2 separate regions of the Homo sapiens genome follow, and region 1 is linked to region 2. The links are chromatin loops, found by intact Hi-C in ENCODE. Cell type or tissue: heart right ventricle. All regions are shown on one strand. Links, peaks and the distances in the headings refer to the core of each region. The heading gives the core; the rest is flanking DNA. Region 1 has its middle 28 kb from the start of LINC02273. Region 2 holds the start of LOC127898557 (a long non-coding RNA gene).

Evidence for each region. Hi-C counts contacts between places; a loop is a spot of excess contacts. Peaks named below come from ENCODE experiments on the same cell type or tissue, not always from the same donor. Only the 100,000 strongest peaks of a DNase experiment are listed, where the experiment ranks them.
Region 1: it touches region 2 in a loop (2.3-fold over the local background); 2 of 110 quality-filtered maps call a loop at or near these places.

What each region holds. Positions count from the first base shown.
Region 1 is chr4:152,069,251-152,075,590 of GRCh38, forward strand. No RefSeq gene overlaps it. Among named protein-coding and RNA genes, the nearest start is that of LINC02273, 28 kb to the right of the region's middle. RefSeq lists an enhancer at 4,585-4,654. In heart right ventricle, for the core only: no CTCF peak of the experiment used is centred there; a DNase peak (open chromatin) is centred at 2,940; H3K27ac peaks cover 1,043 bases.
Region 2 is chr4:151,798,731-151,805,070 of GRCh38, forward strand. It overlaps LOC127898557 (a long non-coding RNA gene), which reads left to right and starts at 629. Exons shown (of 4, transcript NR_183042.1): 1 at 629-887; 2 at 1,172-1,294. It overlaps LOC105377488 (a long non-coding RNA gene), which reads left to right and starts at 629. Exons shown (of 4, transcript NR_183038.1): 1 at 629-887; 2 at 1,172-1,294. In heart right ventricle, for the core only: a CTCF peak has its summit at 3,067; no DNase peak of the experiment used is centred there; H3K27ac peaks cover 210 bases.

The sequences.
Region 1 (6,340 bases), core at 1,857-4,356, 270 kb after region 2:
GATCTGCTTATTGAGAAACTGAACTATGGTGCTATTCAATAGTTCTCAATATTTGGTGTTCATCAGACTTATCTAAGATGCTTTTTAAAAATGCAGGTGCTAGGCCGAGGCAGGCAGATCATGAGATCAAGAGATCGACACCATCCTGGCCAACATAGTGAAACCCCATCTCCACTAAAAATAAAAAAAATTTAGCCAGGCGTGGTGGCGTGCGCCTGTAGTCCCAGCTACTCAGAGGTTGAGGCAGGAGAATCACCTGCACCTGAGAGATGGAGGTTGCAGTGAGCCGAGATCATGCCACGGCACTCCGGCCTGGGTGACAGAGCGAGACTCAGTCTCAAAAAAAAAAAAAAAAAGCAGGTGCAGAGACCCACCTCAGACCTGTCAAATCTGAGTCTCTGGGGTGGTGGCAGGGAAAACATCTGCGCCTTAACAGGCTTTCCAGCCAATCCTAAAATACAGTCATGTTTGAAAACCACTGGTTAAACTACCTACATGGCTTCAGATAAGCACACATGACCATCATAGGCTTAGATAACACAGTAGCCAGACTCAGAGAGTTAACATGCAGCCATCGGCTAGAGATTATACGTATAGACTAAGTACATCATTGTATTTGCAGTACACAGACTGATCTTGGACTTTGTCCACAGGAGTATGATGAACAGAAGGACCAAAAGGATTTTGATTACGGCACTGTTTGCCACTACAAAACCACAAAATGGCTTTTCTCTCCACCCTTATATACATGCCAGGGGAAAAGGACATGATCGTCACTGGGACTTTCTCAGAGACCTTCAGGTAGTAGGTTCTATTAAAACTTGAGGAAGGTCTCGGGGGTCAACTTCTGGGGAACCTAGAATGCGGCAAGAAGAATGCAATTCACCAACCCCAATCCTCATCTTCCAGGAAGGCTTCCTAAGCCAACTTGCAGTCTTCTTGCATGCGGGTGGGCCCATAAAATTAGTTCCCACAAATGGAATGTGAGAGGAAGTGTGGCCTATTATCTGGGTGGTGGGAGCAAGGTTGCCTTCTTCATGTGATCTCTCTTCTCTCATCTTCTGGTTACAGAGAATACAGTAAAGAACTCTCTCAGCCTCAAAGGGAATGTCAGAGACTTGAGTGGAAGGAGCCTGGGTCCCTAAGTGGCTCAATGGAGCAGAGCCCATCCCTCACCTCCCCCAGCCTCCAACTTCATTGGGCTGTGATGTCAGTGAGGTTAGAGAAAAGTAAATTCTGGTGGGGAAGGGGAGTAAAGCTGCCTGGGCTTTGGGGTCATTTGTCACAGCAGGTAGCCTGCCCTGCCTAGCACAGACAGATGCATGCCTTATCCTCTTCCCAGATGTCCACCTGGCTCCAGGTGCAATCTCATGACCGGAAGGATACATTTTTACTGTCTTACACCTACACTCTTCCCCGTCCTTTTTCAGCACTTAGGAATCAACTCTTTCCTCTTCCTCCTGGCTCTTTGGGACCTACTCTAGTTTTCTAGTCTGCCATTAAATTTTTCCTGGAAAATGTTTACCACAATTAAGCATCAATACAAAGCCTATTTGTCCTCTACTCCTCTGCTGACATTTTAGTTCAATATATAATCAAAAGGGAAGAAAGCAAAGGGCAAAGTCCTCTGATGTGAGTTTCCAACATCTGGTGCCCCAAGGTACGTAAAGGTAGAAGGCAGCTGAAAGCTGACAGTCTCCTCAGGGTTGCCCTGTCATCCGTCATCCGCAGAATCCATCTTCAGCCCCCAGGTGGGCTTAAAGGAAGTCTCCGAGGCCAGATGTGTACCAGCAGCTGCTGGTGGAAATTGCATTTGGGAAGGCTGTTCTTCTGTTAACCCCAAACACTGTCTTCTCTGGAGCTTTTGGGTGTGCTGTCACATCAGGTGTAGCGGAAGGGAACACACTTGGTGGGCAGAGAGGGCAGGGAGAAATGCTTCAGGTTCCCACCACTTATAAGCTGTGTGATATCCGGTGACTTTATTAACCTTTCTGGGCCTTAGTTACTGGATCCATAAAGTAGGAATGGCATTAGTAGCTACCTCCTAGTTCTGTTATGAGGATTAAATGAAACAATACTTGCAAAAGGCTTAGTGCCTGGCACCTAACAACTGTCAGTAAATGTGAGCAATCGTGGTGGCAATTGTGCTTGTGGTTGTTGTTATTAGAATATCTGGTTTCTTCTGCTCCTGAGTTTCTGGTGATTGTCCAGCTCTTCTACAGGAACTCCATGCCCCCCCAAGTATGCTGAACTACAGTTTTCTTGATTTTAGAGATAGAAGGGATGATCTTCGCAAAAACCTCATTGTAAAGGTAAATAAAGGGCCTACAGTCTAGGGCTGTGAAAAGACATGCTTTTGGTCTCTCAGTGGTTCCACTGCAGTCAGCCCTAGAACCGAGGCTTCTCCTCCAATATCCTTCCTGCCTCCCCACTCTTCCAGTGGGCTTTTCCTACAACCCTCAGGTTCTGAAACTGGACTCCCTGGGTTCAAATCCTGGTCCTGCCAATTCCCAACAGTGTAGTCATAGGAAAGGTCCTTAACCTCAGTGTGCCCCAGTGTGACCTTGACTACAAAGTGGGGAGAACAATTGTCCCGGCCTAGGATGGGCATTAAGAGGACAGAGTGAACTGTGTCTGAGTGTGGGAACCAGGCCTGGCCACCCAGGCCCATGATATTCCACTGAGCCACCCCTGCCTCTCAGATGGGACAAAGTTCAGGACACATTAGCCCCCAGCTCTGCTGACTTGGTGTGTTCCGTGGGCCAGGGCTGACCCATCAGCCTCATCGTCTTTAGCATTTCTAGCAAGTGTTCCCTAGCAGCTCTGCTGAGTGGCATGGCCTAATCCTGCCTGCCAGCTTTACAAAATCAATCTCAAACCACTTCAGGAGGGCGACCAGCCAGGATTTAGCAGTCACTTCTAATGGACGAGAAAATGGAGCCCCGTGTCCCCTGGTGTGTGCTGAGTCAGTGACACAGCACCGCTTGGGAGCCAGGGGCCACTCCTAGGAACGCCACTCCCCCCACACAACTCTGGCCTCACACTTCCAAGCTTGGATGCCCCTGGTGAGCTCAGGCCCAGAATCCCACACTAGAACTCCCAGGACCTCAAGCTGCTGTGACTGTCACAGATGGAATGTGCTGCATTCAAAAACCTGCAATGGAGTCCACAGAACTCCCTGTCAGCAGAAAATCCTCCCTCGCTGCAAAGAACAAGGTGGCTGTGGGGTGACTGGAGGTGAGAGGGAAAAAATCCTCCCACAAACACTGTTAATCCCTATTTGATAGAGAGAAGAGGAAAGGACTCTCATGGTAAGACACATCAATTAGATTCCCATCCTTGCCCCTGGAAACCTCTGGGAACTGAATGTGATCCTTGGGAAAGGCAGATTGGAGGGGTCTTAGCAAACTTGCTCGAATCATTAAAGCAATCACAAGTGGGCACTGGGCTGGAGGTTCCCAAAGAGGAAACCACAGGCCCCAATTCTCCTTGCTCCTGCCTCAGCCCTACTTCCTAACCTCCTCTTCTCCAACAGTGAGCTGCCCATCAAGCCTCCACTCCAGTCACTCCCGTGACCCTGCAGAAAAGGAAGGCACCAGGGCCCTAAGGGAGAGAGCAGTACTTCAAGCATTTCTGCTGTTCCAGATGCCTCTATCTCCCTTTCCCCCTGCCTCTCTCTTTCTCTCTATCTCTCGGCTTCGACTTTTACATTAGGGTCAGCCGCCTCATTCAGTGACTACATGAGGAGAGTCCTTACCCGAGCCCCAGTCTTCCTCCCCTGTCTCAAGTCGAGGAATGCAGACACCTTGGGCAGCCTTTCAGACAGCGTCTCCGCAGAGTGATTTGTGGCCTGCGCAGTTGGGGCAGGATCATTAAGTATGTTGATGATGACAGCCCGTGAGCGTGTCACAGGGTTACTGAGCGTTGGGACAAGAGTGTGGGGGCTCTTCTAAAGGAAATGAAAACAGCTATTTTCAACCTCATCAGCTCATCTTCCTCCTATGAAATTTCAGCCTTACAGCAACAGCCCCAAACTCCACACTGAAGCTGCCTCCTTCTGCTCTCCTCCCCTCTGAAAGGAATGCTTTCCCTAGGCTGAGAGTGCAGGTGGCATTTTAGGTGCTCAAGGGTAGCCCTTTGACATGGGCATGATTTACTGGACCTGATCCTGGTAACCTCCAGCTCTCGCCTGCCCCATCCCTCTTTTTTTAATCAGTGAGACTGGATTATGATTCTGCTTAGAAACAATGGTAAGCCATGTGGCCCCCATATCAAAGTAATCCCCAGGCTTCAGTGGCAAATAAAAAGCCGTCTCCAAGGAGGCCTTGAAATGGCAAGGCTTGCAATGTGATCTGCAGTACAAGCTCCTGCCTGGGCATCTCCCAGCACTGAGTATTGTGGGAGATTTGTCAAAAAGAAGGGGGAAGAGAAAAGCCCATGACAACTCCAGAATTGTTTCGGTTTTGTTAGCAAAGACAAGATAAGCAAAACAATCTCTATCAAATTCGATTAATTCTTTTCTTGCTATTAATTCTTTTCTTGCTAATTCATTTAGCCGTGTTTATCATGAAGGCTGAGACATCAAATCTCAGGGGGCAGTGCTCCCCTACACCACACTGAGACGTTGTTGCACAATAAGGAAGCAAGTCATCCTGATCAAGGTCACCTGTCCGTCACATGGCACCTTGAGAGCCACTTCTCCTTGGGAGTGGGAGTGAGGGCTGGTCTGAGTCACTTCTCATTCCTCGCTCCTGAGATTGCGTGGTGGTGGCAGCCAGCAGCTGGCTTTCTGCTCTCTGATGCCAAACTCTCTTCCCTGCCTGGCTGCATAAGAGAAGACCTCCTCACCCCGCCTCCCCAACCCCCTTGTAATAAAGGACTTTTGCAATTGAAAAGCTAGATCCTCTGTCCATAGAATTTTCTGAGAATATTGTAGCATAGAACTTTTTGCCCAAGGCAGCTGAATGTTAAAGACATTAGTTAATTAAGTCTCAGAATACTGTCATCACTGTCTACTTCCTCTCATGCCAAGAGACTAAAGAATACAGTGCATCCAGCCAAGTCCAAAGAAAAAGACAGCAGGGAATGAAATTCTCCAACCCTAATATTATTCAGCACCTTAAGTCTTATTGAGGTGCCTGAGAATGGGGCTGCCTTGGGTCAGGTGGGCTATACCCAGGACTCACTTTGGAAGACCTCAAAACAAACCAGGCCCTGCCCCTTCCTAGCTGTGTGAATTTGGGCAAGTATCCCAGTTTCTCTGAGCCTCAGTTTCTGCATCTGAAGAATGGAGCTCTTAATACCTACTTCATAGGGTTGCTGGAAGAATGAGCTATAAGAATATATGTGAAAGTGCCATTGAAATATTTGTACCCATAGAGTCTAATGGGGCCTCAGAGGGGCAGGTAGCTTACTAAGACTTCTTCAGCCTCCCTAAGAGCTAGGAAACAGCAACAGATGCTGACTGAAAACTCTAGAGTCATCCAGAGGTAAAGGTCACTCTACAGATGGTATATGACAAATATACCATTGTTTTCAGTCCTCTCCTGCAGGAAACAACAGAAACTCTTTTTAAGCATCTTAAAACACACACACAGAACTCTCTTCAATAGTGGTTAGCAAGCATCTGTATGTGTTCCTCGTCATCAGGTTTCTAGAAATCTAATTGCTGAAGCTGATGTCTCTCTGTGAAGTAAGCTGATCTGCTCAAGTGTCCCCTTTTGCTGCTTTGACACCTCCACGGAGCTGCCCGGTGCCATCCGCGGCTCGTGCAAACACTCTGCTCCAAGATTATGAGCGAGTGACAGCACAGCCTTTCAAGGTGTGCTAAATGAGAAATGTGCAATTTAGGCAGAGCATTCACATGTTTGAATGGAGGATGGCAACTGTCGAGGCTGCCGGCATTGAACGGAAATTGATGTTCTGGTTGCTATCTACCTAGCAGAAATGAGTTCTGGGAAATCAGCCTCAGCAAGAGGGACAGAGGAGCAGGTGGACAGAGGAAGAAAGTGAATCCTCTTGAGAAGAGTTTCCCCCTTTGTTACTTTCACTGTCCTGTGCATCTCTGCTGGTAGTTTGCTTCGTGGGTCTTTGTGGGCGATGGCTTTGTGAATCCCATCCAGCCTCCACTTCAGAGCATGAAGGAGCAGATGCATTAACAAAGGAGGGCAAGGGATGCGCTACAGAGACACAAGTTTCTCACTGAGAAATGGAGATTTGAGGACAGCAGGGGGTGTGCCTTGAGCAGAAGGATTTTGCAAGGAGAGGAAGCCTGTGACTATTGTCAGGGGAGATACCCTTTGCTTGTTTTAGGTTATATGTCCCAGTTATACTTGGAAGA
Region 2 (6,340 bases), core at 1,725-4,224:
AAGACAAGGCCAGAGGTACCACTTTGGAGGTTTCATAACCTCCAAAGGGGATAGATAACATGACTCATTTTCCCAGCTCTATTGTGGTTATTCAAATAAGTGACCATAGTCAATGTCTGTGAGCAGCTGCTGCAAGGTCAGGAGAACTCACCAAGACCTGATGCTGTTTCAGTATCACAGCATGTCAAAGGAATGATTTCTAGCTTCCTGTAGACACCATTAGCTAAATTGCAGTATCTGCTTCTCTTATCGTCTTTGCCAGGGTCATTGTTTCTTGCACTGAACCTCGGAGGAAGGATGAGGAGAGAGGTAGGTGCCTTCTGCCTCCCTCTCCTTTGGTATGAAGCCTGCTGGAAAAGAAGCCTGCTGTTTAGAAAGTTGCTTTGTTTCTAATTGGCATGAGGAGGCTTGAGAGAACCTCTACTTTTTGCTTGTGTTATGATTTTGTGACAGTGGGAAGTCAATCTTAGAGCATTTACAGCTCTCCCGAGCTGTCAGTAACTCAGAGACTTCAACTCCGATCAAAACCTATGACTAAAAAAAATTACCATAATCCAGTGACAGGCATGAAGAGAAAGCCATAATAATACTGATAACAATGTGCCAGTTAAGAGGCTATTATATTTAGTGCCTTACTTCAGCACAGAGAAATCGTCTCAGAGTTGCCATTGATATAACCAGTGCCTTGTTAACAGATGTGACCTGATCTTTGCAGGGCCTGTCTCAGATACTTACCTGTATATACCTGTGGGAGGAAGAAGAAAAAGGTGTGTCCACCTAGAATAATTTGTTTGCTGGAAGTTCTGTTGTTGGCAGAAAATGGAAGCTACAAACTAGTGTGGTTATCAGCAGGGAATGGGATCAAAGTTTCAGTCCAACAAGTCCAGGTAATTGCCCGAACCACACTGAAAACTCTCTTCAGGGTCCTCTAAAACACTCTATGTTGTATCTTTTGCACCAGAGCTGTCCTCTCCACGGTCATCCAGGAAACTTCTTTGCCACTCTACCTTGACTTTGGACACTGAGTAGTAATACCACATACTCTGATCTCATTTTCTTGGGGCCTCTGTAGGGGACTCCAGCTGTTTGATAAGCCCATTTGAGTTAAGTTGTTAATGCAGCTAATGGTGTAAGGTGTGCCCTTCTGACTCATCTATTTGCATCTTAACAGGCAACTTTCAGCTTGAAGGCCAAGGTGTTACTACTTAGAATTTAGGGCACAGAAGGCTGGTGTGTGTCGGCAGTGATATTTGGGAGAATGAGTCTGTTTGGGAGACACTTTAGGTCATACCAGGTAAGTAGCATATTCCTTTGCCTATAGATATAGGGGGAGTGATACAGCTTTCTATTTGCATTCTGGGACTCTGTGAATCTCTTCAGTTCTTTAGAATCAGTTAAAATGCCACCTCTTCCAGACACCCTTCCTTTGTGGAAATGGGATGCATTGCTTACTGGCCTCCCCTCTGAACTTACTGTACACAGCTACAGTACACATAATCTGAATATACTTGGAGGAGTGCACATACAACTGTTATTTAAGCAATATAGGCAGTCATGTGTCATAATTCTGTATGACTGAATAACAATAGTTACTCCACCACCAGGCTAGTGAGCCCTTTTGAGAAACCGAGTTCTCTTTTGGAATAGAGATTTCAAGTCTAAGGGGCCTCTCTATTTACCAACTATAGATATTAAACTGTATTAAAGATGATTAATACAGTTATAGGTTGGGAGTAAATTAGCTATACCACCTTTTATCATCCCCACAAGGAAAAGGGTCAGACCTTTGACATATAATACAATCCTTGCAACCTCTGTTTTATAGAATCATACTTGTATTTCTTTTTTGGCTATCTATTTTCTGTGTAACAAACCATCCCAAAACTTAGTGACCTAAAACAATAACCAGTTTATTTGCTCATGATTCTGCAATTAGAGCTGAGCTCAACTTGGTGGTTCTTTTGCTGGCCTTGCCAATGGTCACTCATATGACGGCATTTAGCTAGCTGTACAGCTGTGGCCTAGGCTCAGCGGGAATGCTGGCATGGCTGGACCTCACTCTCTCTCTCTCTTTCTCTCTCTCTCTCGTCTTGAGAACTCAGGGGCCTGGACTTCTCCAAATGATCTCTCCAGCAGAGAGGCTGGACATCTTCTATAGCACCTCAGGGCTCCTAAGAACGCGGAAGTAGGAGTTGCCAGGTCTTATTAAGACTGAGTCCTGAAACAGGTGCAGCATCACTTCCACTGCACTCTCTTGGTTAAAGCAAGTCACATACCCAACCCAGAGTGGAGTACATGAGGTCCTGACTTCCAGGAGGTGTGTACACCAGGAGGGGTGTTTCACTGGGGGCCATCAATGTAATGAACTGTCATAGCAAGTGAGGCAGAGCATTGATTCTAGCAATTCTTTTAGAGACTCTGAGACCCTTGGAGACAGAACTGTAGAGATCATCTAGCCCAACTCATTGAGGAAACGGAGGTCCTGATGACTACTGTCCACAGGGGCCGTGTGGATGCTCTGGGTTTTCGCTTAAAGAAGTGACAAGTTAAGGAACCATATATATTTTGTAGAGAAAAAGGTCTTGAAATGGTAGTGGCCAATTTTCAAAAATTTCAAATACATAGCATATCCCAGAGAATGAGGATATGCTATATTTTTAGACAAAGTATGCTAAGTCACTACTGATCAAACAATCACTGGAATGACTTGACAAGAGGAACAGAGTGCCACTTATCTGAATTCTCAGCCAAATGGGAGGATGTTTCTTTTCCTTTATAGGCTTATTGTTAAAAGGTGTTTTGTACAACCGAATAATTTCCCTCTAAAGAAATAAAAGAAATCCTGGGAACCAGTAAGATTCATGACTCCTGCAAAATCCTAAATTTCCCTCAATAATTTCCCTTTTCTAAAAAGAAAAAAAAGTCGCTGGATGACCAAGATTGTTCTAAATTCCTGGGTTGGTATTTAGGCTCACGGAGTAGTTTCTTCAGTTGAGGTTTCTGAGCATCTTCTCAGGAAGATGGCGCTGCCTCAGACTTTCCCAGCACAGTGCCCCTAGTGGCAGAAGAGAAGGTTGCGTGCTGCTGGGCTCTAGCTCTAAATGTACCTGAAAATACTTTTTCTTGAATTCTCCTCTTAATCTTTAAAATTTATGTTAACCTTTCCTTCTGCTCTATGATATATTCATAATTGTTTTAAAATAAAATATAATGTTTTAGATTATTCATCACTTACGGGGATAGTCAAGGCTATCCCCGTTTCCCCCTCCCCTCCCCTCCCCTCCGTCTAATTACTGGACATCTTTGAAACACTTGACAAAATCAATTATTTTTTAAATTTTAGATTAAATTATTTTCGGCAAACGTTTTAAGTCCCTCCCCTTTGACCTCCGTGGGACGAATATACAGTCATATACTACATAACAACCTTTCTGTCAACAACAGACCACATATAGAATGGTGGTCCCATAAGATTATAATGAAGCTAAAACATTCCCACCACCTACAGAGGTTGTAGCCGTGGGAAAGTCGTAGCACAATGCATTACTCACGTGTTTGTGGTGATGCTAGTGTAAACAAACCTGCTGTGCTGCCAGCCACATGAAAGTCTAGCATATGCAATTATGTACAGTATGTAAAACTTGATCATAATAATAAACTATGTTACTGGTTTATATATTTACTACACTATACTTTTAATCGTTATTTTAGGGTATACTCCTCCTACTTAGAAAAAAGTTAGCTACAAAATAGCCTCAGGCAGTTACTTCAGGAGCTATTCTAGAAGAAGGCATTGTTAGCATGGGTGATGACAGTTCCATGCTGCCCCTGAAGACCTGCCAGTGGGACAAGATGTGGAGGTGGAAGACAGTGAGATTCATTGTCCTTACTCTGTGTAGGCCTAAGCTAGTCTGTGTTTGTATCTTAGTTTTTAACAAAAAAGTTTAAAATGTAAAGAAAATACATAATTTTAAAAATAGAAAAATGCTTTTAAAATAGTATATAAAGAAAATATATTTCTCAGACATTGGTACAATGTGTTTGTGTTTTAAGTGTTATTACAAAAGAGACAAAAAGCTTTTAACAATTTTAAAATGTATAAAGTAAAATAGTTACAGTAAGCTGAGGTTAATTTATTATTGAAGGCTGTAAGTTAATTTATTATTTTCTAGATAAATGTAATGTAGCTTACGTCTACAGAGTTTATAAAGATTACAGTAGTGTGCAGTAATGTCCCAGGCCTTCACATTCACTCACCACTCACTCACTGACTCACAGAGCAACTTCCAGTCCTGCAAGCTCCATTCATGGTATAAATGCCCTATACAGGTGCACCATTTTAAATTTTTTATAGTGTACCCTTACTGTAGCTTTTCCATGTTTAGGTATATGTAGACACCCAATACTTAGCATGGTGTTGCCACTGCCTACAGTATTCAGTACAGTATCATGCTGTATAGGTTTGAAGCCTAGGAGCAATGGGCTATTTCATATAGCCCAGTGTAGTGGGCTATACCATCTAGCTTTGTGTAAGTACACTTGTGTTAGGCCGTTCTTGTGTTGCTATAAAGAAATACCTGAGACTGGGTAATTTAATAAGAAAAGAGGTTTAATTGCTCATAGTTTTGCAGGCTGTACAGGAAGAATGTGCCAGCATCTGCTCAGCTTCTCGGGAGGCCTTGGGGAGCTTTTACTCATCTATTTTTATCAGCTGACTGAACACGTCTAAGCAAATACTTGGCGGCACCTCAAAGTTAAGTGTCCAAAACTGAACTCATTATGTTCTCCACAAAATCTGCTTCTCCTCCTGTATTCCCAATCTTAACACAACCATCTTCCCAGCCACCCATGTTAACAACTTTGAGGATATATTTGACCTCTCCTCCTCATTTCCCAAGCCTAGTCACCAAAATCCTGCTGAATCTAGTTCTAAAACATACAGAAAAACCTTTTAGCTAGTCCAGGACCACACCATCTCTTGCTTGGGCTTTGCTTAGCTCAGGTCACTATAACAAAATACCATAGAATGGGAGGTTTAAATAATAGACATTTATTTCTACAGTTCTGGAGACTGGGAGGTCCAAGATAAAGATGCAGAAAGACTTGGTTCTTGGTGAGGGCCTTCTTCCTGGCTTGCAGACTGTTGCTTTCTTGCTGTGTCCTCACATGGAGGAGACAGGATGTTCTGGTACCTCTTCCTCTTCTTATAGGGGCATTAATCCCATCATGAGGGCCCCATTTACCCTCTTGACCCCTGCTAAACCTAGTTATTTTCCAAAGTCCTGCCTCCTAGTCCCATCACATTGGGGGTTGGGGCTTCAACATATGAGTTTGGGGAAGATACAAACATTCATTCCATAACAGACTTTTACACTGATGTCCTAAATTTCCCTCTCACTTTCAATCTTTTCTCCCCTCATCTACACAGCTTTCAGATTTTTTTTTCTAAAGTACAGTAATGGCACATTGCTCACTTGGGTAAGTTTTCAGTAGCTCCCTGTATTATTTAACCACGACATTTGCAGCAAGGCAGAATCAGGCCCAACCCATCCATTTCATCTCCAATTATTCCTTCCTCTGGCCCCACCCTCTCTTCTTTGTTTCTCTTTGCTAATACTCTTTCCTCTGCCTCTTTCTGTGCGGCAAGGCAGATGATACTCATTTTTGTTTCTCGCTCACCTCAAATGTGATGGCTTTCATGAAGTCACCTCCGCAGACAGAATTAATCATTCTCTTATCTGTGATTTATGGGTCAGTGGTTCTTAACATTGGTTGCATATTAGAATCACCTGGTGTATTAGTTAGAGTTCTCCAGAGAAACAGAATCAACAGAATGTATGTATGAAAGAATACACAGGATAGATATTTATAATAAGGAATTGACTCATGCAATTATGGAGGCTGAAAAGTCCCAAAATTTGCGGTAGGCAAGCTGGAGACACAAGAGAGCTGATGTTGTAGTTCCATTCCAAAGGCCAGAAGGATCAAGACCTAAACAGAGCCAATGTTTCAGTTCAAGTCCAAAGGCAGGAAAAGAAAACAACAACAACAACAAAACCCAGCATCTCAGCTTGACGATAGTCAGCCAGGAGGAATTCCCTTTATTCAGGGGAGGATCAGGCTTTTTGTTCTATTCAGGCTTTTCACTAACTGGAAGAAATCCACTCACATTGGAGAGAGCAATCTGCTTCACTCAGTGTATCGATTTGAGTGTTAATCTCACCCCAAAACACTCACACAGACACACTCATAATAATGTGTGACCAAGTATCTGAGTACCCTGTGGCCCAGTCAAGTTGATATACAATTAATCATTACACCAGGGAAACTTAAAATATAC